Linked DNA regions of Homo sapiens: all the other regions are linked to region 3. The links are chromatin contacts, found by Hi-C or POLR2A ChIA-PET in ENCODE. All regions are on one chromosome and are shown on one strand. Each heading gives the region's core, a stretch centred on a gene start or an enhancer-like site at or near the end of the contact. The rest is flanking DNA. Distances are from core to core; before and after follow the strand shown. Region 1 holds the start of BRCC3 (BRCA1/BRCA2-containing complex subunit 3). Region 2 holds the start of FUNDC2 (FUN14 domain containing 2). Region 3 holds the start of SPRY3 (sprouty RTK signaling antagonist 3).

Region 1 (2,742 bases), core at 91-2,590, 540 kb after region 3:
GGTGGCTCACGCCTGAAATTCCAGCACTTGGGGAGGTCGAGGTGGGCAGACTGCTTGAGCCAGGAGTTCGAGACCAGCCTGGCCAACATGGTGAAACCCCGTCTGTACAAAAAAAAAAGACAGCCGGGTGTGGTGGCGGGCACCTGTAATCTCAGCTATTCGGGAGTCTGAAGTATGAGAATCGCTTGAACCTGGGAGGCGGAGGTTGCAGTGAGCAGAGATCGCGCCACTGCACTCCAGCCTGGGCGACAGAGTGAGGCTCTGTCTCACCCCTAAAACGCAACAATTATGATAATGCTTATTAAGATGTTTATCCCATATCTCAACTGAATAGGAGGTAAGGCAGAAACCAAAGTTCAAGGTTGTATCATTAAGGGAGCCCCGGAGTGATAATGGTAATTAATTTAAGACACGATCCGGACACAATACTGCCAAAGTCGCCATAATTTTAGGTTAACAATGACTTAGAGATTATAAGATATGAGTAAACAAATACAGTCTTACCTTGTATCATCGTTCAACTAGAGTGGGAAAAAGCAAAAAACATTATTGATCACATTACGTTTGTTTGACATATATGGATGCAGATTATATGACAATTAGGTCATGTGTTCACGCACATGGTATGAAAGACTGGAGAATTACTTTAGACTGTAAACAGCTAAACTGTATTTCCTCATCCTCTTCGGCCCCTCCTCAACACAATGCAGCGGAAACTTTTGCTTCCTTCAAGCCCCGCACCTTCTGTTAGGCTCTTCGATACCCTTCAAATGCTTTGGTTGATATCTCTGCTCCCTAGACAGAAGACTCGAGGCGAGGCAAGGGGCTCTAACTGTGGTCAGCTGCTGCGTCGTAATACCCGGACATCCTCATTATACTCCAGTGTCTTTCTGACCTGCCTTGCAGTTTTGGTCAACCGGGCGAAAAGCGCAGATCTAAAGAGAAGCCCCAGGCTACAGGAGAAAGGGCAAGGCTCCCGGGGCCTGTACAGACCGCCGGGGGCTCGCAGGAGACTAAACAAGTGTCAGGCGGCCAGAAGAAACGGGGCTCCCCGCGACAGAGCTATGTAAAGGGTGTCCAAGGACCTAAATCGAGGATGCCTGTGGCCTCCGCAGCCCTGGGAGCTGCCGGCACCCACCCCGGGGACACACTGGGACTGCTCAGCAGGGTTCCATCCAGGCTAACAGACCTACTCACCTCCCCTATGCACAGCCCCATTACTTCCTCCTTCTCTGTGCTCAGAGCGTGGTTGAGACAAACGAGGAAAGCGTCAGACTCGAGATGAACCGCCTGCACCGCCTGCACCACCTGCACCGCCATCTTGGCCCGACCCTTCTCACGTCCGCCTCGGGCCCACTTGGTCCTGACCAACCGGGTGCTGCGGCGCAGCCTCCCCAGCGCCCAGCGCTGTGCGCTCCGCCCAGGCCTGGCCTTCGGCGCGCGGGTTCCTAGGGGGCGGGGCTTAGGGAGCGGGCGGGGCTGTGGGGGCGGGGCTGTGGGGGCGAGGAGGGGGCAGCGGGCGCGCGGCTGGCGCGCGGGGGCGGGCCTTGGGGCACGGGGGCGGGGCCCGCCCAGCAGCACCTGGGAAACGCCCGCGCGGTTTGGGGCAGGCGTGGCCGTCGGGGCGGAGGGCGGTGGCCGGCCGCGGTCCGGGCGTCAGGCCGGGCGGCGGGGGCGGCAGGGAGGCGGCGCTCTGGGGCCGCAGGCGGACGTACTCTGTGAGCGGCGCCCGGGCGCCTGGGCAGGCGCCTCCCGAGTACCGGCGCCCATTTTGCCCGCCCGCTAAGGAGACCCGTGCGCGGCCTACACGCTTGGGGGACAGCCCTTTAAGACGACATCTCCGCGAACGCCGGCCTCTTGAGCCAGGGGGACGCTCTTTTGAAAGTCAGTCCCAAAACAGTTAAGGTTTTATTTTATTTTGTTTTATTTCCAAGTCACAGCCCCCGAATCTCGTACAACTCTCCCTGGACCACTTCCGGTTGCCGGCCCGCGCCTCATAACTTCGGTTCGAGTGACCTCGGCCCGGGATGCCCCTCGGCTCACCCCGGGCTCACGTCGCGATCCTGGCTTGAGTGGCCCAGGGTGGGAGACCTGGAAGTTTTAGCCTAGCTGTTCTCAAGGCGGATTAATTAGCCCAAGAAACATTATATTCATGTGAGTAACCTTTTGCAGAAACAGTGTTATACTGTATCTGAAAAAGTATCACTCTTAAGCTTGGCTGCTGCTACTTTCTACAAAGGCTTTTAGGTAGCTATTTGTTGGATACAGGGAAGGGGAAATGGAGAACTTCAGTTTTTATTCAAGTTCGGATGTATCACATTAGGTATCCAGAATGCAAGTTTCCTCGGGTCTCCTTGTCTCGATGATATCAGACAGTAAAAATATATGTAAAAGTAATTTTTATTTCGAGGTATGTCAAACGTGCCAAGGATAAAAGTACAGATCTTCCAACTCACAAGTCTAGGAATCACACGTGGATTTTGAAAGCGATTCTAAATCAAAGCACAATATATGCCGTGCCGCCTCCACAGCCCGTCCGTGTTCGTGTCTTTGATTTGGTTTTCTACTTTGTGTAGTTTTGAAGCCAGGCAGGTATGGCAGTACTGGAAAGGGAACATTCCCAAGGTGCTACTTGAAGTGTTGATGCTTTGCTCTTTTCTCCCAAGTCAGTTCCAACCCAAGTCTCCCCACACATAGGGTCCCCATCCAGTGCAACGATCTGTAATGTGCACGCCAGCAGCC
Region 2 (2,881 bases), core at 360-2,859, 590 kb after region 3:
ACGTAATTTGACCAAGCCCCTTAGATCAACAGGTGGCTCCACTGGGGCTGCAGTGAGCTATGATTGTGCCACTGTGCTGTAGCCTGAATGACAGATCTAGTCCCTAAAAAAGGGAGTAGGGGGGAAGGTAGATTAAATGCGAGATATTTGGTCAGTCATTGGTCAAACACTGCTAAGCACTATGACAGACAAAAGTCAGCCAATAGCTTCGTTTATGAGCCCACAAAATCAATGATCACAGTTATTATGTGATCATCACTGTGATAACAATTGAAACTCATCTTAACCTCAAAATTTCTCACAACAATTTCCTAGGTGCAAATACCTGATCAACCTATAAGAGCAGTCTGCTCTTATAAAAGTCTATAAGAGCAGTCTGCTCTTATAAAAGTCTATAAGAGCAGTCTGCTCTGCAGGAAAATACATAATTATCACATTGCACATTCCACCTTCCCAGAGTCATCTAAAATTTAGCGGCGTGCTGGTGAAATGCTTAACAGTCGGCTTTAGGCAAGGGCTGATTTGTAGTGTAGCCAATTTCCATTGCGTATTCATTCATCGTGAGCATGACATTACTGAATTGTGAAACTACTGAACCCAGAGATGGGAAGAGACGCACAGTAGAGCACCATAGTATAGTATCTCCTCCACAAAGATACAATAGATGTATAAATAACCTCAAAAGTAAAGTAACAATAAAACATGGTAAATAATAAAAGTGATGAGTTTTTAGTATTTTCACTGCCTTTGTTTTTAACATAATTTACGTAATTTTACGTTTATATGATTGAGTTTTCAATGATGGCTCTGTTTAGCAATGGGATCCCGTGAGTCAGTACTAAATTAAATACAACCTAAACATTCAAAATAGGGTAAGACGCATAACTTAAAGACGTGCTCCACTGCGAATTACACGGAATCTTTGACTATGCCGACTAAACAGAAGGCTATTCCTAAGTACCATCCCATATGTGCTAGTTTTTCAAAACCAACAATAAAGCAGTTGGGGAGGTGCCTTGTACACAGAATGACGCCACGAGGCATTTGAGATGAACGTCCAAAGGGACAAAGAAGCCAGACCGCTTCCGAGAACGGGGACAGAATGTCTTCGGGCTTCTGCGCCGGGGGCGGCGCCGGAAGGCTGGGTGAGCTCCACTGGAGACGACACCCCAGGGTGGTTAGGCCCCAGACACGCGCGTGACCTTGGCCGGACCCTGGGAGCGGCTGAGCCAGGGGCGATCCCCGAGCGCCCTCCCCGTCCCCGCGCCGCTTGGACTCCCCGGGGAGCTCGGTCGCGACTGGCGGGCGCGGAGCCCTTCCCCTTCCGGAGCCCAGGAAGGCGGCTCCCCGCGGCGCCGGCCGCGCGCGCGCCCGCCCTTACCTTGACTGGACGCGGCCATTTCGGTGAGCTTGTCTCGCGAGGACACACGTAGAGGATCTGCGCGGTAGGCCGCGGAGTGGCGCGCAGTTGTCGCCACCACTTGGCTTCCGGCACGTGGGGCAGATGTTTCCATTCCCACGGCGGCAGCGGAAGAGGGAGGGCCGGGCGCGCCGCGGCTGCTTGCAGTCTCCGCAAGCGGCTACATCACAGAGCTCAGCGTGCGGTGTCACAGGCCCCGCGGTCCCGCCCAACAGATGCACCGAGATGCGCGTGCGCAGAAAGCGTCCCGGGGGTGAGGCTCCCTCCCTCGCTCTCCCTCTACTCCCGCCCCACTCTCCCCCACTTTCCCCCCTCCACCCACCGCGGCCGTCGGGGCTCGCTCGCTCAGTACCTGGAGGCGAGTTCCTGACGCGACTGCGACTCAATCCTCGCCTGGTGAAGAATATTTTACCTATGACTCACTGAAAATAAAGACGGCTGAGTGACCGTGTTTGTTCATGTAAACATTGAACAAATATTTATCGGCTTCTGCGATGTGTCCTACTCTTTTAGTGGAGGAAGACACATTTTATTTATGTATTTAATTTTTCTTTTGAATTTTACATGCGAGTTATACTTAATAAAACTCACTTCAAAATATACCTTCAACAGAAAATCCAGCAACAGTTTCTATTATGTTAGTTAAAACAGCCAGTCTTTTCCTTTACTTTTAAAAATTATTCATAAATGTAATTAGTGAATGATAATAAACATTGACATCTGATCCACTGCTTTAGGAGTGACACAAATGAAGTTAACTCAGGCTATTTTCTTTATAATCATTGTGCTATTGTTTTCTTTTTCTTTTCAATTATACTGCTTAATATAGGATTTTGTGGCACCATAGGAGTTGAGTAAAAATAAAAGGAATAAAAATATACCTTATCTGGCCGGGCGCGGTGGCTCACGCCTGTAATTTCAGCAGTTTCGGAGGCCGAGGCGGGCGGATCACGCGGTCAGGAGATCGAGGCCATCCTGGCTAACATGGTGAAACCCCGTCTCTACTAAAAATACAAAAAATTAGCCGGGCATGGTGGCGGCCGCCTGTAGTCCCAGCTACTCGGGAGGCTGAGGCAGGAGAATGGCGTGAACCCGGGAGGCGGAGCTTGCAGTGAGCCGAGATCGCGACACTGCACTCCAGCCTGGGCGACAGAGTGAGACTGCGTCTCCAAAAAAAAAAGAAAAAATACGTTATCTATGAAGATTTCCAATTTGATTTCTATTTATCACAAATGGCCACAGTACTCCTTTGTACTTTACCACATACCATATTGTATTCAGTAATTATTTGTGAATATGTAATTGATAATATTGTAGGTTTTAGAGAATCCTTGAAAACATGAAAATTTGGTAATGGGGTCTATTTTGATTATTTATTTATTTATTTATTTATTTTATTTTTGAGACAGAGTCTCGCTCTTGTTGCCCAGGCTGGAGTGCAGTGGCGCGATCTCGGCTCAC
Region 3 (3,024 bases), core at 502-3,001:
CAGTTATGATCTTCCTGTTACAGGACATTGGATCATGCTGTTCTTTCTGCCCAAAACTTTTTTTGTTTTCCCATTTGCCTGGCCAACTCCAATTTGTTCTTTAAACATAAGGGCATAAGGGCATGGACTATATCTGGGCTTTGTTTATCATTTTACACCCAGATCTTAGTACAGTGCCTGGCATACAGTAGGCACTCATTAATGTTTATTGCATGAATGAATACCAGCCAGACTAAATCTAGATTCTCATTGTACTTAGTTTTTCCTCTTTATGTTACATTCACACTCTGGATATGTCCTTTTGTTTACACACTGGTTCTAGAAATTTTTTAACAAATATTTATTAAATATATAGACATTTTAGACTCTGTGCTTGGAGAACAAATATGAAAAACACAAGTTTTCTGCTCTCAAGAAGCTACTTATTCATTAGAGGACAAAGACATGCAGAAAGAGAAATTATAATCTAGAGTAAGTGGTACTCTTGAGGCCTGTACGAGATCCATTGGGCATACTGGACCTAGGGAAAAAAAATATACAAACTTATCTGGGAAAGACAGGGAAGGCTTCACAGAGGAGGTGCTATCTAAATTGAGTCAAAAATAACGAGTAGCCGTTTTCCAAATAAACAAGTGCCGGGTAAGAGCATTCATGGCAGAAGGAATTCCAGGGCAAAGATGTGGAGGCTTTTTCTTCTTTTGTTGATCCTGACTTCTACAAACCAATTCCTTTATTGCTTTTTTGACATTAGATTAACACTTTTAATCTCGAATAAATATAATACTGCACAATTTCCCATTTTCAGTATATATGCATTTGATTTTTTTTGTTGTTCTTACTCTCATTTTTTAAATCTGCCTTGGATTTCCATTGCATATACTATTTCAGTATACTTTTTGGTCCTTCTTTGTAATATGTATCGTTCTTAAATTTTTACCTGCATAAGGTGTTCATTCCTAATGGGTATTCCCTTCTAGTGCTCACTGTATGTAGCACTGTATCTGGACCCTGGGTTCAAGATGCTCAGCTGAATCGATGGGAGTAATGAGCGGTATATGACTTCCATAAACTCAAGAAAATGGTGGAAAGGTAGTAGAATTTTACTTCTAGTAAACCTGGATAAACTACCATAAATAGAAGCGTAGTGGGAGGACTCGGGAGGAGCACTGAAATGGCAGGCAGGGGACCCAGGTTTTATAGCTTTATGGGCCTGTTTTTTCTCATCCCTGCACCTATAGCTTCAAGTATGTTCACTAAAGGCGATTGAATAGAGTGCCCCGGCCCAGTCCTTCCGAATGGGAGACTGACGCCCTAGCACCGGGCGAAGTCCCGGGCGCCAGAGGCACCCACCCTGCACGGCCGGAAGGAGTGGGGCGGGGCCTACAGGCTCTCCGCTGGGCCCGAGCGGGCTGGGGGAGGGGAGCGTGGGGCCGACAGTTTTGGGGGTGAAAAGGCAAAAGGCGGGTGAAAGGCTGCCTCCCGAGACTCTCCTTGCTTGGAATTCTGCCCACTCTGCGGAGTTAGCAGTCACGACCTCCAGCACAGGTGGGTTCCGTCCCGTGGGTCAGGGAAGGGGTGTCCCCATGGGTGCTACGGGTGGGTTTACCCAGGCGCTCGCTTTCAGGCCTGTCGCAGTGGGCGGCGGAGGCTCTCACCCGGGCTGCTGGGCCCAAGGGCGGTGGTACTCACCTTAACCCTGGCGGAGAGGAAGGCCACTCCTGCCTTGCCGCAGGGTTGTCGTCACGATCTGTGCCAGTTGCGCGACAGAGTCTGCCCGGAGATCAGCGTGAGGCCGGATGGGCCTAGCGCTCAGGAAGAGCTGGAAGAGCTGGAGCAAGCTCGCGTTGGGACTGACGCCCAGTGTACATTGTTTCAATCTCGGTCGGACTTTACAGCCCTGGATCTGTCACTGACTTGGTGTTTAGCTTTCAGCGAGTCCCTACCCTCTTCCTGCCTCACTTTGTTCGGCAGTAGAGTGGAAGGTGGAACTCAGCTGTCTGCAAGATCTTGCAGCACTTTCTTTCGTTCTCATATCCACTAATGTTCTCTGCCCAGATTTTACCCTTTGTCTGCCCCCTCTGGAGCAAGGCTCTGGGTAAGTAAGTTAGGCTAGGAAGTTTTCTTTCTCTTCCGAAAACAATGGAAAAGCCTTTAAATACTCCTGACTGCCCTGGAAACGACATTCAAACCATTAATTGAATGTCAACTCTGAAGAATGGGTTTGTGAATGCCATACTATTAAACGTTTTAACCAGATGATTGCCTAAAATGATGTGTGTTGAGTGGACATAGTACACTGCCTAGCAAAAGTCTCATGATAAATGAGTTGCGTGCTTTAACTCAGTCGCTGAAAGAAAAACTTGAGCTCTCATATTTAAGAAACACTTTCATAATCCACTCCCATACAGTAGTAGTCTTTTAGAGTTGCTTGTAGCTTGGTTTGCCCTTTCAGGACACACTGTAGTAAAAATTACATACAGTTTATTTTACATTAACTATAAAGACAAAGAAGGACTATAAACATTATGGATCAACATTTTGGTGTCAACTTCTGGTTTCTCCTCATTAAGGAACTGGTGGTAATGATAATGGTGAACATATATTTTGCAAAATACTATAATTTTCACAACAACCAGAAGACGTTAAGTAAGGTTATTTATAATAAGGCTTAAAAAACTTATACTTTATCTCATAACCAGTGTGATGAAGGGAATGTTTACTGGGGTGGTTGAGTCTGGGGGCTTGTTTAGTGTGCCCCACCTAGTTCTTTATTTCTTGGAAGCTTGGACTGGAACAGATCACTTCCTTGTTTTGGCCTCTGTTTCAGGAACCACCATTTGTTCTGTATTTCTGCTTGTCAACCCTGGGAACAACAGTAAAACCAGCCAAGTGGATCACTGGGTGTTTACAATGTTTCTGACAGCTGTATCTGATGCCTCCAGGGGCTGGGAGGGGGACCCCAGGATTAACAAACCTCTTTGGTGGGAAGAGTCTCTTCCTGCAAACTGAACACGGATCCATCAG

Evidence for each region. A loop is a pair of places that touch in the nucleus more often than their neighbours do. ChIA-PET counts read pairs that join two places held with the same protein, here RNA polymerase II (POLR2A). Pooled maps may share reads with other maps.
Region 1: a map with no recorded cell type shows a loop between it and region 3 (12-fold over the local background). The contact joins the promoter of BRCC3 here to the promoter of SPRY3 in region 3. A Hi-C loop is called at or near these places in 3 of 37 single-sample maps with no recorded cell type and 8 of 50 pooled maps. POLR2A ChIA-PET finds 5 or more read pairs at or near these places in 1 of 52 experiments (MCF 10A).
Region 2: a map of naive thymus-derived CD4-positive, alpha-beta T cell shows a loop between it and region 3 (34-fold over the local background). The contact joins the promoter of FUNDC2 here to the promoter of SPRY3 in region 3. A Hi-C loop is called at or near these places in 1 of 168 maps with a recorded cell type or tissue (naive thymus-derived CD4-positive, alpha-beta T cell), 2 of 37 single-sample maps with no recorded cell type and 9 of 50 pooled maps.

The regions. Positions count from the first base shown.
Region 1 is chrX:155,070,106-155,072,847 of GRCh38, reverse strand. BRCC3 (BRCA1/BRCA2-containing complex subunit 3) reads right to left here and starts at 1,340. Exons shown (of 11, transcript NM_001018055.3): 1 at 1,198-1,340; 2 at 505-521. The coding sequence starts at 1,320. It overlaps CMC4 (C-X9-C motif containing 4), which reads left to right and starts at 1,712. Exons shown (of 3, transcript NM_001018024.3): 1 at 1,712-2,154. MTCP1 (mature T cell proliferation 1) reads left to right here and starts at 1,712. Exons shown (of 5, transcript NM_001018025.4): 1 at 1,712-2,154. RefSeq lists enhancers at 357-1,078, 1,035-1,084, 1,095-1,314, 1,079-1,800, 1,785-2,084 and a silencer at 1,425-1,744.
Region 2 is chrX:155,025,572-155,028,452 of GRCh38, reverse strand. FUNDC2 (FUN14 domain containing 2) reads right to left here and starts at 1,609. Exons shown (of 5, transcript NM_023934.4): 1 at 1,382-1,609. The coding sequence starts at 1,514. RefSeq lists an enhancer at 28-931 and silencers at 1,109-1,428, 1,699-1,788.
Region 3 is chrX:155,611,313-155,614,336 of GRCh38, reverse strand. It overlaps SPRY3 (sprouty RTK signaling antagonist 3), which reads right to left and starts at 1,751. Exons shown (of 3, transcript NM_001304990.2): 1 at 1,690-1,751. TMLHE (trimethyllysine hydroxylase, epsilon) reads left to right here and starts at 1,385. Exons shown (of 8, transcript NM_018196.4): 1 at 1,385-1,545.